2 separate regions of the Homo sapiens genome follow, and region 2 is linked to region 1. The links are chromatin loops, found by intact Hi-C in ENCODE. Cell type or tissue: PC-9. All regions are shown on one strand. Links, peaks and the distances in the headings refer to the core of each region. The heading gives the core; the rest is flanking DNA.

Region 1 (8,590 bases), core at 435-8,434:
TTTTGGATTTTGAATTTTGGGATTAGGGTTGCTCAACTTGTATTCACATCAAGAATAATAGAGTACCACCATTTGTACCAATTCTCTGAGGGCCAGATGACACCTACTTTTGGAGATGGTACTCTTACAGGACAGAAACCCTGAGATTAGGGAACCCAAATATTTCAAAAAGGCAGGAAGTATGCTCACCTTTGCTCCAGAGGGAGATACTATCTCTATTATGCTAGACAGTCAGCACACCAGCCCTTTGCTCTGGAGGAAAACACTGTATGTATCTTTCAAGGCAGTTTGCTATACTAACATCTTTAAAAATATAGTCTGAAACAAGAATTATCAGTGTTTCTGCACTCAAGACAGGCAAAAATGTGAGAAACCTGTGGAGAATTATCTCCCATCTGTGAATAGATACTATCATTAACTAATTTTATAGGTGCAAAAGCTAAGGAAATGAGAGGTTAAGTAATTTGCCCAAGGTCAAACCCAGATAGTCAATTCTGAGAGCTGAGGATATTAGCCAATGTGATTAACTTATTTTCTCTTGAAGGTAAACATTATTATTTACATATACAGCGACATGTAAAAGTTCTTAGTGTTATCATTCCAGCATCTTATGTTTCTCATCTAGAAAGTAGGCAAGGGGCCAGTGGGAAGGGGGCTTGAGTTAGAAGCTCTCTTTGAGATCTTTTCAGATTTAGCATGCCTTCATTCTAAGATTTGTCTATTAGAATGAAGAGACAGTGTGTGTAAGTGGATGTGACGCAGACTGGAAACAGAAATATAAGAGCATCTATTTCATTGTCAGTGTATATTTAAAAACTTTTATCAGGACCTTTGCATTCCTTATTTTTTATGAGATTATTGAGAAAAGTGAGTCTTGAATTACCACTTCAGGTATTTTTGGTCTTTCTAAGTATAGTTTATGGCTAGGTTAAGCATATGGTTTATTTTCCAACTAACTCTATCATAAAACTTCCTTTTTCTATAATACAAGTGAGAATATTATGTAAGAATAAACTGAGAGCAGTCTTTAAGCTGTTTATACCTGGAATGTTGCCAGGCCAGCATGTGCTGGATGGAGCATTACCAAAGAAGGGAAAGAAAAGCAAAGAAACTGCAGAAACATTGGTGACATAGTCAGACTATGACTCCTCTTCATTTCCACGGGACATCAAGAAATGTTTTTCTCAAGTTGGAATCTAGTTTTAGAACTACCAGTAGATATTGACTGACACTCTAACCCCATGCATAATATCAGACAGTTCATCTTATCACCAGTTAGATCTCGGTCACATGCTTCCTGTTGTTATGAAGACCTTTTGAAACCTCAGGGCCAGATAAACACAAGAGTGGCCCTCCTGCTCCTTTATATGTTGATGTTCCTTGGGAGACTGTCCTTGACCCGCTTCTTCTCTCATTCTGCCTACTGACTTCAGGGTGTCTCATTTACTCCCTAGGCTTCAAAGGCCACTTATACCCTAAGGACTCCCCAGTCTCTAAATATGGTTCACCATGCCCTCCTGAGCCCTTGGACCATAAAATCAACTTTCTGTTGGAAATCTTCACTTGAATATGTTAAGGACATTTCACATTCAACTGTTTGACGGTTATCACCACCTTCTAAACCCACTTCTTCTCCTTATATTCTCCATGTCATTTAGGGGCATCACCATCTACTCAGGAATCACCATGTCCTGTTAATATTCCTTCCTAAATTTCTCCATTTCCAATGACAACATCTTTGTAGAAATTGCTATTAATTTTGATCTTGACCATTATGTCATTCTCTAATTGATCTTCTGAAGCTAGAATTCTCTCTATAAAATGCACACTTGATCATGTCAACCTTTTTCATAAAATCGCTCAATGTTTAGAGACACCCCAGCTATCAACAGGGTAAACCCTGAACTCCTAATATGACTTCAAAGCCTCTATAATTGGGCCCTTGCTTGTCTCTTTAGCCTCATGGTGACTGAGTGCCCTCATTCTAGCCATACTTGTATATTTTCAGATCCTCACACCAACTTCTCTCTTTTTTCCCCTCCCTCACAGATTGTCCTTCTGCCTTGGACACCATTTCTATTATAAAATGACCAATTCCTGCTCACCTTACTCGGCTGGAGAAAGATCCATATTCAGAGAGCCTTCCCTGACCCATAGACTACTGTGGGCTCTCAAAGTGTCTTGAGCTTCCTCTGTCATTAATCTTGATCTTGTTTTCTAGTAATAATTCTTCACAGCAATGCCATCTGCTTCATTGGACATTAAGCCTGGAAATGGCATGACCATGCTTGAATCTCCAGCATTTGGCCTGGAATATGGCACTTAGTAGGAGCATAATAAATTCCTGTTAAATGAATGAATGAATGAACCAATAAAGGATCTGCCCAGGTTCACTTTTGTGAGTAGGAGAGTGGCCAGGTGAAGTAGCATACAGCCTTTTAGCTTGACTTTTTCTAGACTTCTTTCCTAAAATGTAAATGGTAAGGCCCAGACAATTTCTTGGATCAAGGATCAAAGTGCCTCCTTTTGATTTCTTAGAAAAGTCAGAATTTAACAGCAAAAGTTAAGACAGTTCAGGATCAATATTCAAAATAAAGAGATAATGCCAGATTTTTAATGTATCTGTTTTATACATTGTATTTCTTTTCCCACGTTTTAAAATTGGAATTTTACAAAATATAAAGTGTTTAAAATGATCACATTTCTTCTTTTTAGCCTCCATTTTTTAAAAGTTTCTTTAGGAGAATGGCAGGACTCTTTGTGCCATATAAAATAGGAATTTAAATTAGGAGGTATAACAATATTCCACTGCCTCTGAATTTAGTCATTGTCTTGAATGCCATCGAGTATATCATAAAAGTATATCCTGGATTACACAACAACAGGAAGGAGGAAATACTTTCCAGATCATGAGCTTAAATTATGGAATTACAAAGCAAACTTTTATGAAAACTCTCCTCCCTACCTTCAGCCCACCAACTGCACAGACATTTCTCTGATGTCTGAGCTAAGTGGTATTTTTGTGGGTTCTAAGCCTTGCAGTTGCTGTTCAGGCAAGAGGGAGATTTCTCTCTCTCTTTTTTTTTTTTTTTCAGTTTAGGGGAAAAAGTGAGATTTAGGTTTTTTTCAGTTTAGGGGAAGAAGAAAACTGGGCCATCCACATTCCTTTCTCTACCCTATCACTTATCACGGACTATATTGTATGCATGATCTAATGACAACCATTAAGTATCTGAGAGAAACCTAGAGAAAAGTTATGTGATTACAAATTTATGATCTCAAGAAATAAGGACTTCTGACTCCTACCTTTAGCCCCATCAATAGAGCAGCATGATTATAATTAGAAGGAGTATGCCTTCAGATTTGCTCAGGACAGTGCTTGTTTGGTCTGTTGTTCTGAGCTAATTTTTATTTTTATTTTTATTTTTTTGAGACAGGATATCGCTGTCTCATCCAGGCTGTGGTGAAGTGTTTTGATCTCGGCTCACTGTAACCTCTGCCTCTCTGGCTCCAGTGAATTCTCCCACCTCAGCGCCCCAAGTAGCTGGGACTACAGGGGTGCGCCATCACATTTTTTGTAGAGATGAGGTTTTGCTGTATTCCCCAGGCTAGTCTCGAACTCCTGAGCTCAAGCGATCTGTCTACCTCGGCCTTCCAAAGTGCTGGGATTACAGGCATGAGCCACTGCACTCAGCCCTGACCTAATTATTAATAGTGATCCTTTTATTCTCAAAAACATCTTTGGGATATAAATTACTTAGTCATTTTAAATATAATGGTTATTTAGCATAACACCAACTCACTAGGTTTCTTTTTTTATTCCTCATTTTGAGAGCTTACTATATGCCAGGCATTGCGATGGCTCTTTTTCACTTGCACTCTAATTAATTTTTTACAACAAATCCACTATGCAGATAATGTCACTGTCTTAAACAACAGGAAACTGTGATTCAGAAATGTTAAGGCATTACCCAAGGCCACACAATGGTACATGATAGCCAAAATTTAGATGCGTTTCTGCGCAACTGGAAAACTGTTCTCTTTCAATTATATTATGTGCAGGTTCAAAATGGGGCCTTAAAAACATACCTCCCCTAACCCTTCTCCTCCCTCCTCCAACCCTACTCCCCCCTCCTCCTGCCCACATAAATAAATAAAACACACAGACAGAAGCAGCAAGCAACCCAGAGTGGCTTGGTGCAAGTCAGAGGCTAGTTGACTCCTGGGTGATGGTACATGATGGACTTAACCAGATAATGCAGTAAATCATGAATTCTAACAACTCAATTGTCCCGAATATGTTTCAGATCACTCTGTGTGTCTCTAGGGCTCCCTTGAAAGAGAAAAAGCTACTCTGGAGAACTTTCACTATGTGCTTCTCACTCCCTTTGTGGCCCTGGAAACAGAACGGAACTCCTCCCTAGCCTGCTGCCCACTGCTACCAGTCTTTCCCACACCCCAGATATGAAGAAAGATAATCAGGCCCTCAAATAGAAGTTTCCCGATTATGAGTCATGGCTTACTCAGCCTTTGTTACAGAGAACCTGGAAGCCTTTGAAATACGCTGTTGATTTTGGCAGTCTTAACTCCCCGTGCTGTTATCAAGAGACAAGTTACACGACTAATTTGCTTGAGAAATTACCTCTGTAATGAGTATATTAAGAAGAGCCTATGTTAAAGGGCCTGGTGTTTAATATACGGTGTTTAATGTCAGTATATATTAATAGCTACTCATTTCCTTGCACAATACTTCATAGCTAATAGTTCCCCAATAAATAGCTGTTACATTGAATTAAATAAAAATATGACATTATCATAGGGTACTTTCAATGAGCCAGGCATTATAATAAGAGATTTTTTTCTCACTCTCTCTAAACACACACACACATTTTGTATGTATATGTAAAATAAATATATATTATGTGTGTTTCATACATAATACATAATATACATAATAAATACTTAAGTATAGACATTTAAATTTAATTAAACTAGATATGAAAACAACATACATCAGCATAACTCCCTTAAGATTAGTTATTTTTATTTTATTTTTTGAGATGGAGTCTCGCTTTGTCGCCCAGGCTAGAGTGCAGTGGCACGATCTCAGCTCACTGCAACCTCTGTCTCCTGGGTTCACGCCATTCTCCTGCCTCAGCCTTCTGAGTAGCTGGGACTACAGGCACCCACCACCAAACCGGGCTAATTTTTTTGTATTTTTAGTAGAGACGGGGTTTCACCGTGTTAGCCAGGATGGTCTCAATCTCCTGACCTCGTGATCCACCCGCCTCAGCCTCCCAAAGTGCTGGGATTATAGGCATGAGCCACCGTGCCCAGCCCAAGATTGGTTATTTTTTATATGTACCTCATAGGGATGATTTCTGAAACAATTATATATTCTACCATGGTAGACATTATACAGTTTCAAGAAAAATAAATTGTTATATTCATTTAAGTTAAATTAGATGTGTACTATTATAGTATAGATGCTTTATAGCCCTTATCTGCAAAACATAGATAATAATATGGCCTAATTATTAAGATTGGCAAGCAGATAAAATTGGACAATGCAGTGAAGTGCGGCTTGTAGCATTTTGCAGGCACTGTATATAAATCAATGACCTCTTCATAACTACAGTGAGACTTTGGATATAGATAGGTATTTAGGAGAAAAATCTTGTTCAGTAGTATGTGTAAAGGCACTGTTTAAATACATGCATTTGTTCTATCACTGTAAATATTGTTATATTGCTATTAATATGTAAACTTAAAGTATTAGCTTTAAAGTTGACTTGGGAAGGTAACATTTTGTAGTCTACAGTTTTTCAGAGATAGATTCTGAAGATTTTGCCTGAAAAAGGAAATGCTTTTTTAAAAAACGTGCTTTGAACCTAAACAGTAGAAAGGAAGACTAAATAGAAAAGTTCTCTTTTTCCACCTAAGCCTAAGCCAATCAGCAAGCAGAGCTCTCCTGTCCATTAGAATTTATTCAACAGAGAGGTGATCTAATGTAGGTCAAGACCCAAAGAAATTTTTCAAAGTCGTTGATAAAGGAATTTCCTTGTTCTTACAAAAATTGCTGAAATAACTGGGTTCTCCTTTGTTGGATACTTTTGTGCATAGATTCAAGGCTTAAAACGGCTGCAGTCATCTTGCTATGGTTTGAAGATTAGGAAGATACACAGAGGAGATAATAGCTAAGAGGGATGCAGAGGAATAGAGCCATAGAATTGTATTAAGCCAGCCTAAGGCATAAATCTTGACTAAGGTCAGTGAGTTTTCTCCAAGCATAGTCCTAGACCAGAAGCATCAGCCTCACCTGGGAATCTGTTCAAATACAAAATCTAAAGCCCTATCCCAGAAATGTAGAATCAGAAACTCAGGGTGGAGCTAGCTCAGCAATCCATGCTTTAAGATGCCCTTCAGGGGATTCTGATGCAGACTAAAGTTTGAGAACCACTGGTTTAAGCCAGTTTGAGTAATATTTTCTGTTACTTGCTCTCAAAAGTATATTAAATGTAATACCTAGTGAAAATATACTCAAATTGACTAATGATTAACTAACATAAAAATTCCAGAAAGGGAAATCATGGTATAATATGCCTGGAAGAGTGTCCTGTTATAGTATGGTAGCTATACTCAAAGGCTTTGGACCCAGACTGCCTGGGTTCATATCCCTGTTCCGCTACTCATTAACTGTGTGACCTGGAGAAAACTAGTTTAGTTTCTTCCTGTGTAACCTGCAGGTAATCTTATGGCTGTTTTGAATATTAAATTAGTTAATAAATGGAGAGCAATGAGAAATTTTCCTAATTGCTAATGTATTCTAAGCACTCAGTATATGTTAGCAATCATTATTACCATCAACACGTAATATATTCATCACATCAGAGAAGTCCTAAAAAACAAACCACACCTGACTAAACTGACCACATTAATATTCTTTTAATAATGTGATATTGTTGGTGCCAAATTACTCTCACGATAGCATTTGGATTCAAAGTAAATAATTTTATTATGAAATGTGTATCTCATTATGGGGACAACACTGTAATTGTGTATTTAAAAATTCCTCTGAAAAAAATGTCAGAATCTAATGTTAATTTTTCATTTACTCAACAAATATTACTAAGGACCAATTAATAAGGTGCAAATAATTTTTAATGTAAACACATGCATACACACACTTCTCTTTAATAAAACTAGAAAAAAGACTGGATGTTAATAGACCTGTTAGTGTTGATCTTTGGGCAATGGAACTATGGTTTATAGTTTTCTTTTTATATAGTCTGTATTTTTAAAAAATATCTTGTTATTATTTAACAAAAGTGGATTTCTAAAAAGCAAATAAAAATTACTTTTCTTTGAAGGAAAACACAGGTCCAAATAATCTCAGGGCATCCAGATATCATTTTTTAGTTGTGACATAGTAGCCAATCAATTCTGCATTGTACAGCACTCAGTTCCTAGACTGGTTCCTATAATCTTCCTATAGGAAGATTCAAGCCAGACAGAGTTCACTACCTGAGTTCGGGACCAGCTCATGTCTAACCCCCAGACTTCAAGAGTAGAAATCAGTTGTGGATGCTTTAGGACAGAGCATAGGCACTCAAACCCACAGCCAGTGGAAAGATGCTTAATGAACTAGTCCATTCTGCCTAAGAATCCTTTGGGGTTCAGACTGGGGATGCACGGTAAGGAAGCTGGCCAAATGTTTGAGGTTACAAATCTCAGGAAGAATCTTAATCCAGAAACCTAAGATCTCTCTCTCACACTTGGGTTCATCAAAGGACAGACTCTCCTGGCCACATTTAGCAATGTTAGGTAATTATGTACTGATGAACCCTGCTAGCAAGCATTCACAACCCAGGACGCTAGCAAATCACAATTTACAGTCAATAAGTAGACAGTACACACATTCTAATTACTCTCTACTGAGTTGATTTGTAACTATTCATTTTCTTCCTATGCTCCTGTTCTATTCCCATCACAAACTAAATGGGACAGGGAAAGAAAGGTAGCCAATATGTAGCACAATTAAGAGCTTCACTCTGTAATAGACAGTCGTAGGTTTCCATCCCATTCTAAAGAATGGGATAAAGGTAAGTTTGATGGATCATGCATACAAAACTGTGTGACCTGTCAGACACCCAATCTCTCAAACCAACCTCTTCAAGCTGTTTTGAGGGCTAACTAAAATAATACACGTGCAATGGTTAACTCAGTGTCTGGTGCAGAGGCAGCATGCAGTAAAGGTTAATCTTTTTTTTTAACTCTTAAGTTCAGGAGTACATGTGAAGACTTGTTATATAGGTAAACCCACATCATGGAGGTTTGTCGTACAGATTATTTTGTCACCCACATATTAAGCCTAGTACCCATTAATTATTTTTCTTAATCCTCTCCCTCCTCTCACCTTCCACCCTCCAGGAAGACCCAGTGTGTATTGTTCCTCTCTCTGTGTCCATGTGTACTCATCACTTAGCTCCCACTTAAAAGTGAGAAGAGGTAGTATTTGGTTTTCTGTTCCTGTGTTAGTTTCCTAAGGATAATGGCCTTTAGCTCCAGCCATGTTCTTGCAAATGACATG
Region 2 (8,590 bases), core at 296-8,295, 59 kb after region 1:
TTGCTAGCCACACTCTCTCCATATCTGTGTTCTTGCTCTTCTCCCACCTAGATTTCCAAGTCCCTCCTTCCTCTCTCCATCTCATGTTTTACCTTCCATTTCCTTATTCCACTGTCAGCAGCCTCTTCTATAAAATCTTTGAAGAAATCTAAGTTATACATATTTCGTGTGTTGCAACCATTGAGCTGATTTGGCCAATGAAACTGTCATTGGTGCAGTGCTCTGAGCTGATGCAGAGCAAGAGAGGAGCTGAAAGAGTAGAGCGTCTTCAGGAGTACTGTGCAGAACAAAAATATGAACCTCAAGGTGAGATTATTGAAGTATCTGAAATAATAAAGAATAAAAACAGATTGAAAACAGACTATTCATTCTACCCTGGGATTTGAGATTCAATGAGTTTTCCTTGGTGCCTGAATGGGGGAGGGGGCAGGGTAGTCTCAATAAAACTAAAAGAGGCATAACAATGTAAATTTATGCAACAAGTTCCGCCGCAGGGTTTTATAAACTGGGAATGAAAATCATTTAAGAAAGGATTGGATATGCCATGACTTGTGGATCATATTAAGTTAACTTGCTTTGACTGATTTCCATGCTGTTCTCAGGGTCAAGTTATAAATTATCTTTCCTTCAAAGCCATATTATCAATTCTACTAATACAGCAAGCTCTAAATTTTTCATTTCATGCATCTCTCTATAAATGTAAACATTGTGAGTTTAGAGTTATAAAGAGTGAAAATGTTACTTCAGATATAATAGTAGAAAGAAAGAGAATAAATGCTGTGGTGTGTAATCTATGTTTTTGCCATCATTACTCTGCAGAAGTTATTTAACCTGTCTCATCATGCCAGAATACTGCATGCTTCACTTTCTACCTCTGGAAGTCATGACTGATATGTTGTTTGGCCACATTTTGTCAAGAAAAGTCTTCATTCTATAACACATGGATGACTACAAAATGACAGTGTACACCAAGGTAACAAACCCAAGGCATAACCTGTGGTCTGCCAGGGGTTATAAATGACAGCAGTTTTTCATACTTGACATACCCATAGGCAACTATATCTTTACATGTGGTCTGTGATGATTTTTTTCTCTTATATATGCATACATTCAAACACCCCAGGCCAGAGGAGGATCACACAGTGCCTTGCATTTTCAATCATAACTTTTAAAATCAGCACTTTATACAATATAAGCTTAAAGAAAAACATGTAGATTAGCATTTGGGAAGTTAGGTGAGGTCCTGATCTTTTGCGCCTATTTTCTTCCCCATACCCAGTTAAACCAGACAAATATATTCATGGATACACAGAAAGGCAGAATTAGGACCAGATTACTGAAATTGGTTGCTATTTTAAATTACATATATGTCTATGAGACTTGAGAAATTTCCATATATGAGTTGTAATTTCCCCCTTTGGAGATACTCAGTTTGACATGTATGTTTTCAGCTACAAATATCTTATTTGAGTTTCTGGCTTTTCCTCCTAGAATAAATTTACTATAGTTTTGGGGACTTGCAGGGTCGGGTATAAGGGAGTTGATTTGTAAGTGCAGAACAGACAGGAAGTCAGAAACACTGAAAGCTCTTTTATAAAGGATAAAATGGACATGATAAGCAAATTCAAACTTTATTGGATTTATTTAGTGGTTTTCCCCCAAAGAGCTAAGACAAAGTTGTGACTACGTTTATTTGAAAGAAACAAAATAATGAGTTAAATAGATCATCTTATCTTTTCAGAATCATAGAGTTAGATGTGCTGTCTTTCTCCTTATGTGTATTTAACTGAGATTACTATAAAATACCAATTTTCCAAGAAAATTGCAAAGTGGAACAGGAAAAAAACAAGATTTATGACTTGTGCCCAGGAAAAAGGACTGTCCCTCCCTTCTCAGGAAAAAGCAATCCTTTCAAATGAAACATGAGCTATGCCATGGTCAACAGATTAGGGCTATATCTAGCAAGATAATGGGCTCTCTATGGAAACACCCCATTTCTGCTTTCACACAGTTCCTTCCTTGGAAGCCTATGCGACAGTGTAAATCCACGTTAATGCTTCAAAGAATTCTAGCCAGCAACCAAGGTAACAGGTTTATAAAAGGAACTCAGCATTTGAATTCAGAGTCACTGTGTACAGCCCAGTTCTGTCTATGACTTGAAAATTTGATCGATGTTTTTGAGTAAAAGTAAAGAGAGATAGGAGAAAATAGTATAGTATAGTAATGATAGTTGTAATTTTCGTGGATGTTCCAAGAGCTTGATGAGAGCCTAAATTCTGAATTTAAACATTTATCTTCCAAATGCTTGGGGCAGTGGAATCAACAAAAGGCATTCTCAGAAAACATAATGAGGCTAATCTTCCTACAGTTACTCAACACCCAGCATTCCAAGGAGCTCATATGGCTTCCCCTTAAAACTTGTGGGACATGGATGCCATTTCAGCAGCAACACAAAGAAGCCAATGTTAGCAACTTGTCTGAGCCCCACAACCCGGTGTAGAGATTGTGCTGTCTCTCTTCTGATTCTTTTCCCTAAACTATTATTGGGTCGATTTCAATCGCCTTCAGTCACTTTCTAGGTTTCTTTCCCAGAAGCTGTGTTTTTACCTGCTTCCGGACCTGGGCACATCTGGGATTCTATTTGTGGGTGACACTTTTCTTTCTACTTCAAAATTGCATTTTTAGTGTTAGTGCTACCCTAAAAATAAGTGGAACAAGTTTCTTAGCACTGGAAAAAACAAATCTTACCTTATTTATTGCATGTACTCTCTCCTGATTTCCAAGATGACAACTAGTGGTTCCAATAAATTACACACAAAACTAAAACCAAGCCAAACCAAACAAAAATAACAACAAAACCAATATATTGATATGTATTGATTATTAATAGGTTTAGTGGAACAGGGCTAGTCCTGATGGCTTCTCTTTTCTACTGACATGAGAACCTGTTGTGGGAACATTTGGACACTATGTCTTAATCCATAGAAATGTCTCAAAGGATGGGAATTTTAGGTCCTTGAAGGAGGCATTTTGGAACAGGTGGATCTTGTATGGGTCTCCATATATAAACATTTAGATAGCTCTGTATCCACCCACAATTAGAGCCAGTGTCTGATATTTTACAAAAGCAATATGAACCACAGGAAAAATTTCTGAACAAAGAATTGATAAAGGCACACTGTGACCGATTTTTCAAAAAGGTTGAGACTAAAAGGTACCTCTGATGTTTCATAGATTTTTCATTCCCTATTCAGTTTCTGAAGGTAGTCTTGTCTGCAAGTTTTATATCCATCTTACCCTTGCAGAGTTGCACAGGAAACAAATTCATTCCACTGCATCAAAAGCAGCTACCAACACTTTCAGGACTGCTTCACTCCTGTAATATCAATAGGTACATTTGAAACTTAGTGCCTGCCAAGATTGAGAACAATTAGTTCTCAGATAATTTTATCTGTTACAACACATCATTAAATAGAAAGTATCAGTAATTTATCTTTGTTTTTGTATCAACTCGTTCTCAACCCCTATCCTCAGGGAGAAATAAAGTGCAGTGTATAATAGCCATGCTGAACTTAAGAACATAATATTTGAGATTCCCTTCACATCCTATGAAGCATGGGCTTTGAGAATTCTCAGCCCACATACTGTACAAATTCTCTAAACAAAATGGATCTTGACCCTGTACAGTTTCTTACAATGCTTCCATTGATAACCTAAGATGTCAACTACCAAAGCAAATGTGATGATGTCACTGCTGATAGTATTCCAGCAAATCACTTGGTTAATGAGACAAAAGAAATCTAAATTGCAACACTCTGTTCGAGGAATACATTGCAGCAGTGATAAGATCAGAGAAAGTATTTAGATGCCAACCTCTAATCAGGAAGAGACAGAGAAAACTATGCAAACTACACAAGCAGCCTTCAAAGATAAAGAATATTATGGCTGAATCTTTTGGGGAAGAGAGGGTTGCTCTTATATAAGGCAAAAATGCTGTGGAATGAAGCTTTAAGTTCTACCATGTGATTTAGCAGAAGAAAAAAAGCTATTATGTTCATTCTACAATGCCCACGACTTGAACTAGGGACATTCTCATGTTCATCATCAATAATATATATGTGTACATAGCCCATGAAAGTTTCCCTAATAAAAGAATGGGCCTTCCATTGTACATACCATGCCTAAAATAGGTGTCAGTAGCAGACGGGTAGGTAGATTTCCAGAAGCACAGTCATCTCTGAATACAAGAATTTCTTCCTATTTTAACCCTTAAATTCCTGAGCACAGTGTAGGGCAGTCTATGATCATTTGACCAGAAGTTGAAAGAAAACACCAAAAGTTATACGGAGTGACAATTTTCAGATGTTCCAGTGAGACCAGCACCGCAAAGGGACAACTCCCAAGAACACCAAGAACTCAGGGCCCCAGGTTCTAGGATCTTTTCCCTTCGCTTCCCCTTCCTTTCCCTTTCCTTTCCCCTTCACTTCCCCTTCCCTTTTCCTTCCCATTCCCTTCCCCTTCTCTTCCCATTCCCTTCTCCTTCCCTTCCCTTCCTTCCTTTCTTTCTCTTTTTTTTTTTTTTTTGACAGAGTCTTGCTCTGTTGCCCAGGCTGGAGTACAGTGGCATGATAGCTCACTGCAACCTCTGCCTCCAGGGTTCAAGTGATTCTTCTGCCTCAGCCTCCCGAATAGCTGGGATTACAGGCACCCACCACCATGCCCAGCTAATTTTGTATTTTTAGTGGAGATGGAATTTCACCATGCTGGCCAGGCTGGTTTCCAGTTCCTGACCTTAGGTGATCCAGCCACCTCAGCCTGCTAAAGTGCTGGGATCACAGGCCTGAGCCGCACCCGGCCCAGCTCTAGGATATTTCATCTTAACTCTACTGATGGCAATCATTACAATGATACCCAAGGTGTATAACAAATCCACAAATTTTACCATTGATCTAACAAATATTAGATGTGCATAGTACCATGATAAAGGATACAGTCTTTGCCCTGAAGGTGCTAATTTACAGCTGGGGAGACATACAAGTACACAGGCAGTTGCAGCATAGGTAAAGCAAGGACTAATAAAGGGGTCACAGAGCCATGGAGAATAGGCACCTCCTTTAGTAATGGCTTCCTGAAGGAGACCAGGCTTAACCCAGTGCTGAACAATGAGTTCAAGTTAGCCATGGGAAGGATGAAGAGGACAGAAAGGCATTCCAGGCAGAGGAGAAACAGTCTGTACAAAGGTGCGGAAGCAATGAAACATGGCAGTTGGGAGAAATGAAAGCAATTCAGACTAGTAGGCATGTGGGAAGCTCCAGTGGAGTAGCAAGAGAAACAGGCTGGAAATGTAGGCAGGAGTCAATCTTCAAAGGCTTCTTTTCCCACTTTCTTTTGTTCCTATATAGACCTTGAAAGAACTGAATGTCTCAAAAATCAGGCTTTCTTTTGGTTTGCATGGTTTACTTCCTTTAGGGAAGCGCAAGGGGCCAGGGAACTCCCTCCCCTAGCCAAGGGAAGCCCTGAGGGACTGTGCCATGAGGAATGGTGCATTCCAGCACAGATACTATGCTTTTCCCACCATCTCCACAACCCACAGACCAGGTGATCCCCTCGGATGTCTACACCACCAGGGACCTGGGTTTCAAGCACAAAACTGGGCGGCTGTTTGGGCGGACACCAAGCTAGCTGCAGGAGTATTTTTCACACCCCAGTGGCGCCTGGAATGCCAGTGAGACAGAACCATTCACTTCCCCGGAAAGGGGGCTGACACCAGGGAGCCAAGTAGTCCAGCTCAGCGGATCCCACCCCCACAAAGCCCAGCAAGCTAAGATCCACTGGTTTGAAATTCTCGCTGCCAGCAAGGCCGTCTGAAGTTGACCTGGGACCCTGGAGCTTGGTGGGGGGAGGGGCATCTGGCATCACTGAGGCTGGAGTAGGCAGATTTCCCCTCACAGTGTAAACAAAGCCACTGGGAAGTTCAAACTGGGAGGAGCCTACCACAGTGCCAAAAAGCTGCTGTAGCCAGACTACCTCTCTAGATTCCTCCTCTCTGCGCAGGGCATCTCTGAAAGAAAGGCAGCAGTCCCAGTCAGGGGCTTATAGATAAAACTCCCATCTCTCTGGGACAGAGCACCTGGGGGAAGGGGTGGCTGTGAGCACAGCTTCAACAGACTTAAACTTCCTGCCTGCTGGCTCTGAAGAGACCATTGGATCTCCCAGCACAGAGCTCGAGCTCTGCTAAGGGACAAACTGCCTGCTCAAGTGGGTCCATAACCCCTGTGCCTCCCGACTGGGAGACACTTCCCAGCAGGGATTGACAGACACCTCATACAGGAGAGCTCCAGCTGGCATCTGGCAGGTGCGCCTCTGGGACGAAGCTTCCAGAGGAAGGAACAGGCAGCAATCTTTGCTGTTCTGTAGCCTTTGCTGGTTGTACCCAGGCAAACAGGGTCAGGAGTGGACCTCCAGCAAACTCCAGCGACCTGCAGCAAAGGGGCCTGACTGTTAGAAGGAAAACTAACAAACAGAAGGGAATATCATCAACATCAACCAAAAGGACATCCACACAAAAACCCCATCTGAAGGTCACCAACATCAAAGACCAATGGTAGATAAATCCAGGAAGATGAAGAAAAACCAGTGCAAAAAGGCTGAAAATTCCGAAAAACAGAATGCCTCTTCTCCTCCAAAGGATCACAACTCCTTGCCAGCATGGGAACAAAACTGGAAGTAGAATGAGTTTGACGAGTTGACAGAAGTAGGCTTCAGAAGGTGAATAATAAAAACCCCTCCGAGCTAAAGGAGCATGTTCTAACCCAATGCAAGGAAGCTAAGAACCTTGATAAAAGGTTAGAGGAATTTCTAACTAAAATAACCAGTTTAAAGAAGAACACAAATGACCCAATGGAGCTGAAAAACACAGCATGAGAACTTTGTGAAGCACACACAAGTATCAATAGTCGAATCAATCAAGCGGAAGAAAGGATATCAGAGATTGAAAATCAGCATAATGAAATAAAGCCTGCAGACAAGATTAGAGAAAAAAGAATGAACAAATCCTCCAAGAAATATGCAACTATGTGAAAATACCAAACCTACATTTGATTGGTGTACCTGAAAGTGACGGGGAGAATGGAACCAAGTTGGAAAACATTCTTCAGGATATTATCCAGGAGAACTTCCCCAACTAGCAAGACAGGACAACATTCAAATTCAGGAAATACAGAGAACACCACAAAGATACTCCTCGAGAAGAGCAACCCCAAGGCACATAATTGACAGATTCACCAAGATTTAAATGAAGGAAAAAATGTTAAGGGCAATCTGAAAGAAAGGTCGGGTTACCCACAAAGAGAAGCCCATCAGACTAACAGTGGATCTCTCTGCAGAAACCCTACAAGCCAGAAGAGACAGGGGGCCAATATTCAACATTATTAAAGAAAAGAATTTTCAACCCAGAATTTCATATCCAGCCAAACTAAGCTTCATAAGTGAAGTAGAAATAAAATCCTTTACAGACAAGCACATGCTGAGAGATTTTTGTCACCACCAGGACTGCCTTACAAGAGCTCCTGAAGGAAGCACTAAATATGGAAAGGAAAAAATAGTACCAGCCACTGCAAAAACATACCAAATTGTAAAGACCATAGATGCTATGAAGAAACTGCAACAACTAACGGGCAAAATAACCAGCTAGCATCATAATGACAGGATCAAATTCACACATAACAATATTAACCTTAAATGTAAATGGGCTAAATGCCCCAATTAAAAGACACAGACTGGCAAATTGGATAAAGAGTCAATACCGATTGGTGTGCTATATTCAGGAGACCCATTTCACGTGCAAAGACACATATAGGCTCAAAATAAAGGGATGGAGGAAGATCTACCAAGCAAATGGAAAGCAAAAAAAGCAGGGTTTGCAATCCTAGTCTCTGATAAAACAGATGATCAAAAGAGACAAAGAAGGGCATTACATAATGGTAAATAGATCAATGCAACAAGAAGAACTAACTATCCTAAATATATATGCACCCAATACAGGAGCACCCAGGTCCATGAAGCAAATTCCTAGAGACTTACAAAGAAATTTAGACTCCCACACAGTAATAGTGGGAGACTTTAATACCCAACTGTCAATATTAGATCAACGAGACAGAAAATTAACAAGGATATTCAGGACTTGAACTCAACTCTGGACCAAGAGGACCTAATAGACATCTACAGAACACTCCACCCAAAATCAACAGAATATAAATTCTTCTCAGCATCACATCATATTTATTCTAAAATATGATTCTTAGTGTTGGAGGTGTGGCCTGTTGGGAGGTAACAGGATCATGGGGGCAGATCATCCCTCATGAATAGTTTAGCACTATCTCCTTGGTGGTGAGTTCTCACTCAGTTAGATCATGTGAGATCTGGTTGCTTAAAAGTCTAGGACCTCCCCTAACCTCACTCTCTTGCTCCTGCTCTCGCCATGTGACATGCTGCCTCCCCGTTTGCTTTCTGCCATGACTGTAAGTTTCCTGAGGCCTCACCAGAAGCAGATGTCAGCACCATGCTTCCCATAAAGCCTGCAGAACTATGA

Evidence for each region. A loop is a pair of places that touch in the nucleus more often than their neighbours do. Peaks named below come from ENCODE experiments on the same cell type or tissue, not always from the same donor. Only the 100,000 strongest peaks of a DNase experiment are listed, where the experiment ranks them.
Region 2: it touches region 1 in a loop (4-fold over the local background); 6 of 110 quality-filtered maps call a loop at or near these places.

The regions. Positions count from the first base shown.
Region 1 is chr2:181,806,896-181,815,485 of GRCh38, reverse strand. No RefSeq gene overlaps it. Among named protein-coding and RNA genes, the nearest start is that of ITPRID2, 81 kb to the left of the region's middle. RefSeq lists an enhancer at 4,330-4,624. In PC-9, for the core only: no CTCF peak of the experiment used is centred there; DNase peaks (open chromatin) are centred at 2,885, 3,165 and 4,515; H3K4me3 peaks cover 509 bases; H3K27ac peaks cover 3,268 bases.
Region 2 is chr2:181,747,696-181,756,285 of GRCh38, reverse strand. No RefSeq gene overlaps it. Among named protein-coding and RNA genes, the nearest start is that of NEUROD1, 71 kb to the right of the region's middle. In PC-9, for the core only: no CTCF peak of the experiment used is centred there; a DNase peak (open chromatin) is centred at 3,855.